2 separate regions of the Mus musculus genome follow, and region 1 is linked to region 2. The links are chromatin loops, found by intact Hi-C in ENCODE. Cell type or tissue: heart. All regions are shown on one strand.

Region 1 (8,000 bases), 750 kb before region 2:
AGCCTGGTCTGTGATGTGAGTTCCAGGATAGCCAAGACTTCACAGAGAAACTCTGTCTCAAAAACAATACATTAACTAATAAATAAATAAATTAAATAAATAAACAAATAAAAGAGAGCAGGTTCTGTGCGTGGGTGGTACGTGCCTTTGGTCTCCCTGCTCAGGAATTAGAAACAGGAAGGTGATGGTTAGCGAACCTAAAACACACTGAAGTGTGCCTTCATTTCAGATCAGCAGACACCATGTGACACTATAAATGAGAGCTCCCTAAAACTGCAACTCAGCACACAGCAACACATAATTCCAGGGTGTAGACTGATCCAAGTTCATTTCTTTAATACAGTATGTAGTTTTCTTCCCACTGGAATTATGTCTTTGTTAATTCCCACATATTAATTAATACAAATGACGTTCTTGTTTCAATTTTTATGTTTTTACAAGATGAGAGCAAGACTTAATTTTTATAGGTTCATCTTAAATAACTTACCAGATTCTCATATTTGTTTGAGACATTAAATAAACTAAGGTACCGGGTATCTGGGATACATAAATAATAATTGCCAAAAAAATTACAAAATAAGGAACTTCAATCAAATTCTCTCTCTCTTGGTCTTTTGCTTTTGTTTGTTTGTTTTTGAGACAGGATTTCTCTGTATAGCCTAGCTGTCTGGAACTTACTCTGTAGATCAGGCTGTCGTCCAACTCATAGATCAGCCTGCCTCTGCTTCCCAACTGCTGGGATTAAAGGCATGCATCACTAGGTCCAGCAATTTTGCTAAAATGTGTCCCCATTGTTTCTTTGTCCTATTGCTGGGCCATCCTAATGAGCGAGGAACAACACTAACAATAGTAGACATAACTGGCTGCCTCTCGATTCTTTCTGAAATGTTTTTTAATATTTTGTTTCAGAGTAGCAGCTGCTGTTGGGTTACTTGAGTTTGAGGTTTCATATGCACATCAAAATACGTTCTGAAGACATGACAGAAGGCAATCTGTTGGGTTCAGTAGTAATGGGAGCTATGTAGCTCAAAATGCATCATACACACACATGAAACTGTCTAAGAAAAACATTGTAAAAAGAAAAAACAACCCAAAAAGGGATTCAAGTGTTAAATGTTAGAAGGTTCACCCCCTTTAAGTGTGCAGCTTGAAGAGCTTTAAGCACTCACTCACCCTTATCAAGGTCAAGAATGTCCCCATCTGGGTTCCACAGTTCTCTTCTGTGACATTCTACTGTTGTTACTCAGGTTACATCCTGAACTTGCACTTATATCCAAGTGTACAAGCACATTCCTGTAGTTCTAACACTCAGGAGCACCCAGAGTTGGAGGCTAACCTGGGCTACAGCCCAGGTCAGCCCAGGCTAGCTAGCAAGATCTTGTCTCCAAAATAAATAAATAGATAAATAGATAAATAAATTTACTTACAGCATGCCTCCACTATTAATTACCTCCTCATGGTCTGTGGGTAAAAGGGCCATATCTTCATTGTTCACCAGTGAAATTCCAGCCCCTAGCATACATAATACACATCACATAGTAGATCCTGCACTTGTTGTATTAATAGAGGAGAGATAGTGGGTGGAGGGAGGGCACAAATCAATCGTGTTCCACCTTGGTATCCACTCCATGCCTCAATTCTTTAATGATCCCAAATGCCAAGGGCTTTCCTTTCTTGGTCTCCCCATGGCTGGATTAAACCTGGCTATGAAGAGAGCTATTCCTACCCCTAACTGCATCTCCTTTGCCTAAGAAGCATATGCCTTTTGTCATACTCCTTTACTCAAGAAGTATGACAAAAACCACAAGTAAAGTAGCCATTGCCAGTAGTGGTCATAAACATAGTGTTAGAGAGAGAGAGAGAGAGAGAGAGAGAGAGAGAGAGAGAGAGAGAGAAACTAGCTGGGAGTGGCAGCCCACCCCTTTAGTCTCAGCATTTGGGAGGCAGAGGCAAGAGGAGGCCAGCCTGGCCTACAAAGTAAGGTCCAAGACACCCAGGGATACATACAAAAAGACCATGTCTAAACCAATAAAAATTAAAACTTTTTTTTTAAAGCATCCTTGGAGAAATGGCTCAGTGGATAAGAACATTTGCTCTTGCAGATAATCAGGGGTCAGTTCCCAGCACCCACAGGGTAGCTCACTAGGAAGCAAGAGAATCAGATTCAAAGGTGGGGAGCTTAATAACCCTATGGAGGATCAGTGCTGAGGGAAAGACAGAGCAGACTGACCCTAGAGATCAGTGACTGGTCAAAGTCTGAAGAAGGGAACACGGGAAAACACTAGGAATTCAAGAAACATGTGTGTGTGTGTGTGTGTGTGTGTGTGTGTTCCTCTATCCTCTTAGTGAACCTGGAGTTTGTCATCTTGGCTATGCTGTCTGGCCAGGGAGCCATATCTGTCTCTAGCAAAACCACCCTACCCCCAGCATGGGTTAGACCAGTATCTAATGTTATGTGAGTGCTGAAAACCCTAATTCCGGTCATAGTTCAAGTGGGGCAATCATTTTATCCACTAAGCCATCTCTCCTCAGCTGAAAGCCATGTATTTTCCAGGGAGCTTGGCCAGCAAGTCAGATAAGGACTGACCATCTTCTGCCAGTCTGGAAGTAGATTCTCTCTCTCTGATTCTCTCTCTCTCTCCTTTCTATCTGGGGACCATCATCTGCAGAAACTTCTACCCCCCCCCCCCAAAAAAAAAAAAAAAAAAAAGAACAAAACCAAAAACCCACCAGCTTTATTTTGGAGGACAAATCTCATTCTCAGTTCCTCCCAGGTGCAGCCCGATCTACCTCCCACTGGCCAGTTAAGATGCAGTCACAGTTTCACAATACTTGCTTACTTGCTCGATAAAAAAAAAAAAGAAAGGAAGAAAGAAAGAAAGAAAGAAAGAAAGAGAGTAAGAAAGAAAGAAAGTGGATGATGGGCTGTCATACGCAGAAATGGCCATCTTTTTCCAAAAGCACAAATAAATAAGATCCTGGTATGCTCTAAACAACAAACACAAGCACAGAGGCATAAGGCCTTCGTCTTACATTTCTGTATGCTTTGGCAAATGTAGGTAAATCAGACAGATGTAAATAAGCCATCACCACATTATGTAAACACCAAACCACAGATTCAAGTTCTACAAGTCTAAATTCTTGAAGTTGTCAAAGGGACTATGACATTGTCACTGAAAAGCTTGCCTTCGGGAACCTGGATTGCCTAAAAAAAAAAAACAACTCGAATTTTCTTGGAGAAAGCGGTGATGGAATGGATGTGTTAGAGGCAGGCAAGCGTGCTGGTGGAAAATTGGTTAAAATGAGGCTAAAGAGCTTAGAAAACATTTCGGAACGTACAAGCTGGCCTTAGGGACTTCCCTCACCAGAAAGAGCCTCTTTTGCTATCTTTCGGAAGGCGGAAAGGTGTTTCTATGAAGTTACAAAGCCACAATCCAGGCTGTTTTGCAAGCTCTGCGGCTTTTGCTTTCAAGTATCTGCATAAGTTCTTTCCTGTTCTATGCTAGCCTGGACTTCACCACCGCGCTCTCTGGCTGATTCACAAAAGAGGCTCTAGATTGCCCAGTCATTCTTTGATATTTATGGGGATGTCAAAGGAACTTGGGTCCTTGTTTCCTTCGGGGTTGGAGAGCCCCTGCCACCCTCTACTGCAAACCAAACCAGAGAGGACAGGAAATGCGAGCAGCGCAACGCCAAGTGTAACTGAAGGCTCTAGGGACCCTGAGTGACGCGCAAGAAAGCGGACGTGGAAACCCGGGTGCTACCACCAGCCCAGAATCCAGGGCTGACCCTCTGACACGGTGAGACTAGGGCTACGCGGGGCTGCTTTTCAGGTCCGCCTCTGAAAACTGTGTGCATTAGAGTCCTAGAACAAGCACAGATCTATTCTGCAATCTGAATGAGGTGGAAATCCTATAATCACTCAGAGACATTTCCCGCGGACACAAGATTGGAGTAAGCAAGGGCCAAGCTACGCAACTGGCTTAGATGCCAGAGACTACAATTCCCAGCATTCATGAGATTAGTGCGTTGCATGCCGGAAACTGTAGTTTCTCACCACCATCCAAACGCATTCCGGATATTCAACCCCTCACAAATTTCTCTTTTGCGAAAAGAAACGCCCAAAAGAAAGGTGACGGCGAACGTAGCGCTGAAAGGACTCGTAACGTGACCCGCGTCGTAGACGAGAAAAGGGTAAAGGACGCATTGTCTTGGCTACCGTTTCCCCTAGTCACGGACTAAACGTTCGCTAGAAGCCGGAAGTGGTTCCCCGGGACCTCTAGGAATGGACAGACGTGCTATGCGCCTACGTTCATTGGACGGTTTTCCTCAGGGACCAAGGCTTCCCAGGCCAAAGGGTGGCCCGGTGTGTGAGGGCCCGCGGAGCCATCTGATTGGAGGAAAGCCGCTGGACAAGCCCAATCGCAAGGAGCCACGCTTCGGGCATCGGGCACCGCACCTGGACAGTTCCGATTGGCGGGCTGCGGTCCCCCCCCATGCGTCTCCATTGGGTGCAGAGAGTGCGTGGTGAGGCACGATTGGTGAGTTCGTGTTTCCCGTCCCCCGCCCGCAAGCAGTGGGGTGAAAAGCGGCCCGACCTGCGCGCGGCTTAGTGGGCGGACCGCGCTGCTGGAGGTGTGAGGAGCTTAGACTCGGGATTGGGGGGGTGGAGGCGGCTCCTGAGACCGAAAAGGACTTGCGACTCGCCGGCCACGCACCATGAGGGTCCTGTGGGTGTTGGGCCTCTGCTGTGTCCTGCTGACCTTCGGTGAGTGACCGGGCGGCAGTGGGCGCCCTCCCCTTCCTGTGTGGCCGCTTCTCGAACGTTCTTGGGGCGTTGAACCTGGGTTGGGGACGCCGGGTGGCCTACAGGGGTTTCAGGGACCATCTCGTTCCCTCGAAGGAGACTTGGGTGATGATGCTTTCCCTGAGGCCTCTGGGAAAAGGCGACTTGGAGACCGGGCATTTAAATAAATACCCTGCGGATGGTGCTAGAGCGCTCCCCGAAGTCTCGCTGACGGGGCGCGGTCTCTCGGACTCTACTCCCGGGGGAAGCCTTCCTGGAACCCCTCCCTAAGGACTTTTGTGATCAGGTCCGACCTTTGGCCACCAGAGCCTGAGGACCCCCAGCCCCTGCCCTCTACTCCCGGAGCGCGTTTCTGTTTTCTAACGCCCGACTCGCGAGCGTGGGCCCTCGGGCCAGCGTCGTGGCGGTGGCCCAATATCTGATTCCGATGTGCTTCAAGAGCTGTCCTTGACATGTCTTCCCCTTTGGGCCGGATTTCAGTTCCCCTCAACAGAAGTTGCACAAACCCTGTTTGCATTCTGACCTGTGATAACTAAGTGAGGCCCAAGTTTTGGCTTGGCCAGTGTAGAGACCTCCTCTCAGCTGTGCGCAACACGTGTGGGTGTAGACGGGGGCCTCTCTCACTGCCTAGGATAGACACACGTGATGGCTGCCTGGCCTTCCAGAGTCAACGGGGGTCTTGAGCATTCATATTTAAACTTTAGCGTGCAAACTTACCTTGACATTGGTTATTGACGTCAGTACATAATTCTTCCATCTCAACAGCTTGTATTTACTTACTGAATTGTGTTAACTCTTGCCCCCGTTGATATGGCTTTTTATGCGAAGGAGAGGAAGCAATAGTGTGGAGAGTTGTAACCTTTCTCCCCAGGGTTCGTCAGAGCTGATGATGAAGTCGACGTGGATGGCACAGTGGAAGAGGACCTGGGTAAAAGCCGAGAAGGCTCAAGGACAGATGATGAAGTTGTGCAGAGGTCGGTGCATTTGAAGCTATGTTGATAAGCTCTGCAAGTTAGTGGGGCAGAGTGGCTGTTGGTGTTTCTCCATTCAGATTACAAGGTCCAGTGCCCAAAATGTTGCTAATGATACAAAATAACCAGAGAAGATCTTAGGAGTGCCCATTTATCTGCAGGCAAAAGCTCCTAGCAGTCTGCTCCTGGGAGTGACTGCTGATTCAGGAAGGAAAGTGCTAGGGATAAGCCTCAGCATCTAAAACCAGAAAACCAGTGGTGATGTAGCCCACTCAGCTTGTGCTTCCAACTTTCTAAGACCTGACAGGACACTTGATTGGTTTTGTCTGTGTGAAGTTAGTACTATGAAAAATAGAACTTTTATGCCTTTAACTTTTAAGAAAAGGGCTTTTCAATCGGTGAGGTATATTTTCAATTTTGGCCTTCTAGGAATTAGTGACGGTACTAAAGTGTTCACTGTGCAAGCGTACACAAGTCATGACTTGCTTTTCAGTAGAGGGAAGCCAGATGTATTTTTCTGGGAATTTTAGGAACTATTTCCAGCCGAGCATTAAGCACAGCCCATTCTGTGATGAGAGTGAGCTGGTATGTGAGTGCTCTTTTAACAAGAAGGTCTGCAGAGGCCAGTCTGTGTCCTGACTAGAGACTGAGAAAAATGAAGCTGAGTATTTGCTTATCTAATTTGATTTCCTTAGAGAGGAAGAAGCTATTCAGTTGGATGGGTTAAACGCATCACAGATAAGAGAACTTAGAGAAAAATCTGAAAAGTTCGCCTTCCAAGCTGAAGTGAACAGGATGATGAAACTTATCATCAATTCTTTGTATAAAAATAAAGAGGTAAGTGTTACATGGTTGGGACAGCAGTTTGGATCCTTCCATTAGAAATTAGGAATTAAATTCGGAATGAGAATTCTTATTGGTCCATATTGGGGCAGGAAGGGAGTGGACATTGTCCTGGTCTTTCGTGTCAGCTCAGAATAAGGTCATGACCTACCGACGGATGAAGTCACACAACTGTACCCCTGAGGGAGGGTGGGAGAGGTATTCCTGTTCCCACCACTTCAGATATCCCTTGTAGTTGTCACATAGTGTTATAGAGCCACACCTCCTTTTTTATGAAGAGAGTAAAGCCATCTCTTGCACCATAAAAGGCTTGGTTCCTTGAAGAGTGTCTTCACGATTCCGAGGAGAACTGAGAGGAGTGGATAAGAACCAACATCTTACCATGCTTAGGGGTCAATCGCAACTCATTAAATCTGGCTTCTTTTTAGATTTTCCTGAGAGAACTGATTTCAAATGCTTCTGATGCTTTAGACAAGATAAGGCTCATCTCCCTAACTGATGAAAATGCACTCGCTGGAAATGAGGAGTTAACGGTCAAGATTAAGGTAAGCTTAAAATAACTTTCCTTTTTAAAACGAATCCTGGGAACCCAGGCACTCCGCAGTAGGTCATTCTGGTGTGAACAGTAACTTCCTAGTCACAGTGGGTTAGCATGGAAGTGTGCAGACTGCCTTGAGTCAAACTGACTTTGCTTGTTTTCATTAGGGTTATTAGTGAACAGCTGTACCTAGTTTTATAGTACAAATTCTTTTGTCTAGAGTGGCAGTAATTACTGATAGGGCCTTATGGCTCCTAAAGCCAAAAATAGATACTACCTAGCCCTTTAGGAAAAGGTAGCCAAGACCTCAGCTTAAATCGTTCCACAGGCTGACTGAGCAGCCATCTGGAGTGTCTCTGGTTGCCATGGTGCAAAGGGTCGCACACCAATTAAAGGCTCAGCCTGAAAGTCACACTCAACTTCCACTTGCACCTTCACTGGGCAGAAATAATCATGTGGCCTGTAAATGGATGCACAGTCCTACCAGGTTCTTGAAGACAGCTAGGACTATTTAGTGAAGAACATTAATAATCACAGATCCCAAAATCCCTTTTAATTTCTGTGAAATAAGAGGTTTCCTAAGGTTTATCTTCAAAAGTATGTTATTTGGGTTAGTGTCTGTTCTTTGACATTTATACCAGGTTTTGTTTTGTTTTTTTTTTTTTTTTTTTTTTTTTACTTATGCTGGATTTATATAAAAATACAAAAAACATGCTTTTTAGGTATGGTTTTGAAAAATGCCATAACATAGACTGTAGGGTAGTGCATCACTATCTAAAGTTGATGTGGTCCAAGCTGGTTTCTATATTTCTTTATATGGAACCTGGCTTTTGGCATCATG
Region 2 (8,000 bases):
AAGGCTGTAGCCAGGAGAGATTGTCTCATAGGCAGCCAGGAGGATGGTCTCAAAGCCCACCCCCACAGTGACACACTTCCTCCAACAAGGCCACACCTCTTAATAGTGCCACTTCCTGGGCCAAGCATATTCAAACCACAACAGGGATGGAAGTAAAAAATGACATTGAAGTTATCCTCTGGCCTCCACACATATTATATACATACACACACACACATACATATATATACACACATATGTATATGTATACGTTTGTATGTATATATGTATATGTGTATATATATATATATCTTTTATGAATATGTAGAAAATGAAAGACATAGTCAGGCAAGGCTAGTACTTAAATGAGAGAAAACAGAAAGTGTTTTGTTTTGTTCCAGTATCCAAATATATATAATTACGGATACTTTTAAAAATTAATTACCTTACATCTTTTTTTCTACATTGTAGCAAAACTGCAGCAAGGATTTCCTCTTCCCAACCCCTACAATATCTCATTCATCAATTCGGATATTGAAGTTCTTGAGGTAAGACTCGGAATCTCTTCTTCACTATTTATTTTCACAGTAGAGAAAGCTTCCTGTTTTGTTTATTACCTATTTTTTAAAAAGATTTCTTTATCTTATTTCATATGGATATGTGTGTACATGAGTCTATGGATTTATGCCACACTTATACTGGTTCCACATCAGATCTCCTGGAACGGAAGTTACAGGCAATCATGAGGCACACAATGTAGGTGCTGGAAACCACACCCAGGTCCTCTGTAAGGACAGTGAGTTCTCTTACCACGAAGTCTTCTCCTTTCCCTCATTGTGCTTTATTCTGCTTACCATGGAGTTTTACCAGCCATGGAATTTCATAAACAAAACACCCAGCTGTTAAAATTTATAAATAACAATGAAAAATGTAAGAGTCAGGCTAAGTCTAGCTTCACTCTGAGGGTTACATTTAATCACCCCTCAGTATAAGGAAAGCAAGTTTTAAAATGCTTTATTTCACCAGATATGAATCTCATTTTATGAGTGAAGAAAGTAGACCCAAGTAAGTGTAGTGTCTTGTGTAGAAAGGAAAATGGGTGATATATTAGTCATTTCTCTTGTTGCAGTGACTAAATGCCGGACAAAATACAACGTAGAATAGGAGAGAAAGGTTTTTTTTTTTTTTTTTTTTTTTGGTTTTGTTGGAGTTTTAGGTTTGTTGTTGTTTGTGTTGGTTTTTTGTTTTGTTTTGTTTTGTTTTGTTTTTGTGGTTTTGCTTTTGGCTTATAGCTCAAAAGGATACAGTCCACCACAGCAGGGAAAAGTGTGGCAAGAGAAACATCAGATACCTGGTTCCATTTCCTAGAAGTCAGGGAGCAGTGTACAGGAAATAGACCAAGCCATAAAACCTGAAGACATGCCCCACTGACCCACTTCCTTCAGCAAGATTTCATCTCCTAGGCTCCACAACTTTCCAAAGTAGTGTCACGTGCTGGTGGCCAAGTTTCTAAACACATGAGGCTGAGGAATATTTTGCATTGAAACCATGAGAGCTAAGTACTTTATTGGTTCTTTGATACTTTCAGCCAAAGGAACTTCAGGGCGTTCCCCTGAAGACAATCCTTAGGATGCGACCGATTGAAGGCTACTTTCTGGGAGATTCTAACTAACTACATAGCACTGCTGCCTCTTCTCTGTGTTTTGTTTTTTTGTAGTTTGGGAAAGTAGAAATATATTTCTACTTTCAGAAAGCATCTCCCACCTGCACACTAGTGGACACTTCCTCATAGCTCCCAGACTCCCTCTTTTTCACTCCCCACTACCAATGTCATATCTAGGGACAGTAATCCAGAATGGCCACTTCTTGCATCAGTGGCCCTCACATAGGGATTGAGAAAAGTTTGATGCTTTCAGGCCTGGCAAAGAAACTTTCCTCTCTCATGCAAACCCAGATATGGCCTTAATTTAAAATTGTCTTTATTCTGCCTTCCTCTCAGGGTTACCTTCTGGTTTCTAGTGACCTGGCATATGACACATCCTCAAAGCCACAGCCAAATCTGAACAGCTGGGGGGATCTGAACCTAGTACATAGACCATGGAGAGAACAGCCAACCCATTGATGGCCCGCTCACAATACACCCCAGGAAGTAAACAGCCTTCAGTCCCCCAGAAACCAGAAACCTGGAAGATGAAGACCGTGCATCCTGGATATTAAAGCCCTTGTGGAAAAGGTCTCCTTCTGGAGCCCTGAGAGACCTAGAGTAAGGTCGACAGTTAAAATGATGAACAGGAACAAGGTAGTGGGAGTGGGGTCTGTGTATGTGAGCATGTGTAAGCACATTGTGTGCCTGTGTTTAGCCTTTGTGGGAAAGAGTAAGGCATGTGGATCCGACCAGGTGGTAAGGTTGTAAGGAACTTGTCTGTATTTGCATTGGTAGGTGTGTGTGTGTGTGTGTATGTGTGTCTGTGTGTGCCTCTGTGTGTGGTGTGTATCTGTGTGTGTGTGTGTCTGTGTCTGTGTGTGTGTCTGTGTGTCTGTGTGTGTCTCTGTGTCTGTGTTTGTGTCTGTGTCTGTGTGTGTGCCTCTGTGTCTGTGTGCCTCTGTGTGTGTATGTATGTGTGTGTGTGTGTGTGTGCCTCTGTGTGTGTGTCTGTGTGTATCTGTGTGTGTGTGTGTGTGTAAGACTATGTCTGCTCTTTAGAGACTTTCTACTTTTATTGGACTTTATGTTTTATGTTTACTATTACTGTCCTGTGCTTAATTAAAATTGTTTTCTAACGATGTCAGAATCTATGTGTGAAAGCTCCTGTCCTGAATTTATTTTAATAAAATATGACAGAAAAATGGAAAAGACTTAATTTTTTTAAAACTTCGGCAAAGACTGAAGTTCTACAAACACCAATACTAAAAGGGAGCCGAGAGCCCCTTAAATCTTTCCTATGGTTGTCCTGTGTCATTTGTTTATGTTTGTGGATGTGTCCTTTCAGTGATTGGATGAAATGAGGGCTGGAGAGATGGCTCAGCAGTTTAGAACATTGACTGCTCTTCCAGAGGTCCTGAGTTCAATAACCAGCCACCACACGGTAGCTCACAACCATCTGTAATGGGATCTGAGGCCCTCTTCTGGTGTGTCTGAGGACAGCTACAGTGTACTCACATAAATAAAATAAATAAATCTTTTTTTAAAAAGATTGACTGAAATGGTAGTGCAGCTTATTAAACCTAGGCAGTTCACAGTTGACATTAGTGTCATTAATCAGCAGGGTGAGACTGGACAGGGGAGCAGGAGAGTGGGACAGCCAGGGTGGATATGTAAAAATGAACAGAAACCACACCCTTTGCTTAACTCCTTAGGTTACTGGGGGATAGAAGAGGGCTGTATAAGTACTTAACATCCTGGTCTAGTTACTCCTCCAGTTTCATGTCTGTGACCTTCAGAGCCACTATGAATAATTATGATCCCATTTCATAGAAGTGAAAACAGAGGAATGTATCACACAAAGGTGGTAATGGCATAGGCGGAACCTGAACCCAAGTCTTCCTGATTGCTATGGTGGTGTTTTTCACAGGGTAGGACTATCCTGCAAATCACTGCCAGCTTTCTTATCCCAAGAGCAAGAGTCAATTAAGTTTAAAGGTACAGACACAGGACACAGTCCAAACAAAGCTATGGAACACAGTGATCCCTGAAAGAGGGATTTATCCATCTTTGTAGGGAATTGCTGGCCAGAGCAGATTTCCTTCACAAGCATTTGTAGAAATAAATGATACAGTGTTGTGATATGCTTCTTTTGGATGCTCATTTTGTAATGGAGTGTTTGTTGTACATCTTCAATCTCATTCTGATACATTGCAAACGTCATTAGTATTTTATCTTGCTCAGCTGTTTCACTAATGTTCATGGGGCATGAACTCCAAACTGTATGTTCTATATAGCAGTTGACCTGATCCAGGGTGAAGAGGTTTCAGGAGCAGCTCAAAAACATTCTTAAAGCAGTATGTCTTCAATAGCAGCAGTCAGGAGACATTGGCAAGGGTATCTGTGAGAGTTCGAAGCCAACCCGGATACATAGGCTCACCAAGGCTAAGTATCGAGATCTTACTTTAAAAAAGGGGGGGGGGTGAAGGGAGGGAGGGAGAGAGAAAGGGGGAGGGGGGAAGAAAGGAAAAAGAGAGAGAAAGAAAGAAAGAAAGAAAGAAAGAAAGAAAGAGGGGAAGAAAGAAAGATAGAGGGAAAGAAAGAAAGAGGGGAAGAAAGAAAGAGGGGGAGAAAGAAAGAAAGAAAGAAAGAAAGAGGGAAAGAAAGAAAGAGGAAAAGAAAGAAAAGGAAAGAAAGAAAGAAAAAAGGAAGGAAGGAAGGAAGAAAGACAGACAGACAGACAGACAGAAAGAAAGAAAGAAAGAAAGAAAGAAAGAGGGAAAGAAAGAAAGAGGGGAAGAAAGAAAGAAAGAAAGAAAGAAAGAAAGAGGAAAAGAAAGGAAGAAGGAAAGAAAGGAAGGAAAGGAAGGAAGGAAGAAAGAAGAAAGAAAGAAAGAAAGAAAGAAAGAAAGGAAGAAAGGAAGGAAGAGAGAGAGAGAGAAAGAAAGAAAGAGGGAGAGAAAGAAAGAGGGGGGGGAAGTGCAAGTGAAGACTAGCGCTGTAATTCATTGTAACGAGATGATCAGGACTCGCGCGAAGAGTTTTGAGCCTCGGCGCTTGCCATCTTCCCTCCTGGAGCGGAGCTGGTCGCGCCTGCGCCCTGAGAGGCGGCGCTGCGTGGAGCGGGTGGACTGCGGGGTGGTTTCTCTTTCTAAGCGTAGCCAGGAGCTATCGCTGGCCTCGCCGCCACCATGAGTCGTAACTACAACGATGAGCTACAGTTCTTGGACAAGATCAATAAAAACTGCTGGAGGATCAAGAAGGGCTTTGTGCCCAACATGCAGGTGAGTTGGGGCAGCGGCCTTGGGAGCTGCAGGCCGCGACTCCGCCGCGAACCGGCGGCCTCCGCCCAGCGCAGGGCTGCGGGGTTCCAGGTCTCCCTCCTCTGCAGACTGCACGCGCCAGGTCCACACACACGAGGACAGACGGACGCAGCGTGGGGGCTCACGCGTGTTTTCCCCACGCACCATCAGACACGGTGTTCCTGGTCTTCCGAGATTTCTGTGGACTTTCCCAAGTTGGCACCGCCAGCCAGGAACTCTGTTTCTCTTGAGTCCTGATATTTAGTTAACGTTTACAGATGGCATTCTCCAAACTTAACTGGGTTTTAACGTAACGACAATCGGCATGATTCGAGCTTTTAATATGCTCTTGGCGGAGGACCCCCGAGTTGGTGGGTAACTTATCTGTACCCATCTAGGAAGACAACCCTGAATTCGTATCGAGTCCACTTCTCTCAGCCTGAATGATGTGTTTCAGCTGAAGGCTTGGGAGCCAGAGACCAGGATCTGAAACCCTGGGCCTGCTGTCGCCACCGCCGTGTGTACTCGAAAGTTCCGATAAACGTTGAGGAAGAAAACACTTGTGAGGTTTTGGCACATGTGTTAAGTGACACCGTCTCATAAATGCCATGAGAATGCAATAAAGATTTGCAGTCCTTTGTCTTAGTAAAAAGTTTCTGATAGGCTTCGCTTGGTGGCTCGGGCCTATAATCCCTGGAGGCTGGGAAATGGAAGATCCATTCAGGACTGGTTACACAGAGAAGCCTTGCACCACTTTGCAAGGTATACTAGGGAGAAAAAGTCCACAGCAGTGAAACAGTATTTTCCTTTGTTGTGTGGAAGAAGGGAAGGCTGGTTGGTAGAGTCTTGCTAATTTATTAAGTGACACATGAAAATTGTACATTATATCCGTGTGTGTGTGTGTGTGTATAATATATATACGCATATATTATATACATATATATTATACACACATACATATTATATATATATATATATATGATGCTTTTTATAATGCGTAAGTTATATAATAGCAAAATCATGATAGACATATCGCCTCAGAAATTTGTGAGCAGTTTTTCCGTTTTGAAGATCGTTGATTAGATTTTACGGGTTGGACATTTCCAGTTTAAACCCAGATCTAAAATGCTCTAAGATCCTTTTAGATTGTGACTGGAAGTTTTCCTCTTAAAAGACGCAACGTGGCAGCTTCATGCAGAATGAAGCACTTTGTGTGGTATAGACGTTCATGCAGAATGAAGCACTATGTGTGGTATAGACGTTCATGCAGAATGAAGCGCTATGTGTGGTATAGACGTTCATGCAGAATGAAGCGCTATGTGTGGTATAGACGTTCATGCAGAATGAAGCGCTATGTGTGGTATAGACGTTCATGCAGAATGAAGCGCTATGTGTGGTATAGACGTTTATGCAGAATGAAGCGCTATGTGTGGTATAGACGTTCATGCAGAATGAAGCGCTATGTGTGGTATAGACGTTCATGCAGAATGAAGCACTTTGTGTGGTATAGACGTTCATGCAGAATGAAGCGCTATGTGTGGTATAGACGTTCATGCAGAATGAAGCGCTATGTGTGGTATAGACGTTCATGCAGAATGAAGCGCTATGTGTGGTATAGACGTTCATGCAGAATGAAGCGCTATGTGTGGTATAGACGTTCATGCAGAATGAAGCGCTATGTGTGGTATAGACGTTCATGCAGAATGAAGCGCTATGTGCAGTGTATACGTTCTGCCCACTGGGCGTGTACTTGAGAAACTTGGGTTCAGACAACGCATTTTGCTTTTCTTTTGTATCAGGTTGAAGGAGTGTTTTATGTGAATGATGCTCTGGAAAAACTAATGTTTGAGGAATTAAGGAACGCCTGTCGAGGTGGTGGTAAGTACACTAGAGGTAGAGCTTTCCCTGTTCCCTGAATCAAGAGGAACTCAACCAGTGTGAGACATTTTTAAGGAGTGATCTAGACTTGAATCAAAGCACCTATATATTTGTGATCACATGTTGGGGCACACTGCTGTGTAAAGGTTTGGAGCTCAGGGCTTGTTCTCAGATAACTGCACACTCTAATAGCACACACTGCTGTCCATCCTGCACTCACTGCGTGTCATTAGATCTCTATACTGATTGTTCATGTCATGTTTGAAATAACTAAAAAGGGAGATATTGTCTGTCTCTTGTAGAATTCCAAAATGCAGTGAGTGTAAGTGACTTTTAGCTTGTCCTTGGTCACAGCTTCATAGTGACAGAGCCAGAATTCAAATCTCAAAGTGCCTAATTATTCAAACCAGTACTTTTTTCTTTTTTGGGGGGGTGGGGCACTTCTCAGATACATTTATTAATGCCACACTGTAAAGGGTTCTTAGGTAAGTCTACAGCAATGTTCCATGTTCCCATCTAACACAGCCTGCTTAGGTTTAGCTGGGTTAGCACCGTTCATCTTGAGTGGAATCAGAAGTAGTGATGGCCCAGGGCAGCTGCAGGACTGGAGCCTTCCAGCACTTTACTTCTTTTATCAGCACTCCTGATTGAATAAGGGATGAAGGTCACTGACCCCATTTCTACCCAGATTTCCTGGTAAACCTGGGTACAGGAGGGTTTCATGGGGACCCACACAGTCTTAACAAGCCCTTGAAGCATCTCAGTAAGAGCAAGGCTATAGGCCACACCAGGTTCCACAGCTACTGGGCAAAAAGCAAAACCAGTAGTCTTAGCTGGTTACTAGCTTTAGTGAGCATTAATTCACATGGCTGCAGGGCGGCTTAGAGATAAAGGTGTAATGCCCTAAAGTGATACTCTAAACTGGCAGTGGGATAGAATCTTTTAGCCCTTTTCTTTTTTTTTTTTTTTTTTTAGATTAGCAAAATAAATCCTTTCTTCCTTGCTTGACTAAGTTCACTTGTGTTAAATGGCACTGCTGAAGGCTTTGGCTGTGGCCCAGTGAGTAAAGTGCCGGCTGTGTAAACATGAAGAGCTGAGGTGGGAGCCCTGGCACCTGGGTAAAAGCCAGGTTCAAGGATCCCTCTGTGATCTCAGCCCTGGGTGGGGAGGGAGACAAGGCAGATCTCCAGAGCTTGCTG

The links. Peaks named below come from ENCODE experiments on the same cell type or tissue, not always from the same donor. Only the 100,000 strongest peaks of a DNase experiment are listed, where the experiment ranks them.
Region 1: a loop joins it to region 2, with 3 times the contacts of the local background. A loop is called at or near these places in 9 of 42 quality-filtered maps.

What each region holds. Positions count from the first base shown.
Region 1 is chr10:86,702,075-86,710,074 of GRCm38, reverse strand. Hsp90b1 (heat shock protein 90, beta (Grp94), member 1) reads left to right here and starts at 4,631. Exons shown (of 18, transcript NM_011631.1): 1 at 4,631-4,768; 2 at 5,679-5,781; 3 at 6,474-6,615; 4 at 7,050-7,166. The coding sequence starts at 4,720. It overlaps Ttc41 (tetratricopeptide repeat domain 41), which reads right to left and starts at 4,264. Exons shown (of 16, transcript NM_001003910.2): 1 at 4,058-4,264. In heart, no CTCF peak of the experiment used is centred here; DNase peaks (open chromatin) are centred at 3,734 and 4,364; H3K4me3 peaks cover 4,626 bases; H3K27ac peaks cover 3,176 bases.
Region 2 is chr10:85,954,520-85,962,519 of GRCm38, reverse strand. It overlaps Rtcb (RNA 2',3'-cyclic phosphate and 5'-OH ligase), which reads left to right and starts at 4,727. Exons shown (of 12, transcript NM_145422.4): 1 at 4,727-4,905; 2 at 6,723-6,801. The coding sequence starts at 4,813. Gm48175 reads right to left here and starts at 7,615. Exons shown (of 1, transcript XM_030245432.1): 1 at 7,234-7,615. The coding sequence starts at 7,560. The coding sequence ends at 7,372. It overlaps Bpifc (BPI fold containing family C), which reads left to right. Exons shown (of 16, transcript NM_177772.4): 15 at 451-527; 16 at 1,979-2,829. The coding sequence ends at 2,101. In heart, no CTCF peak of the experiment used is centred here; a DNase peak (open chromatin) is centred at 4,699; H3K4me3 peaks cover 1,569 bases; H3K27ac peaks cover 1,606 bases.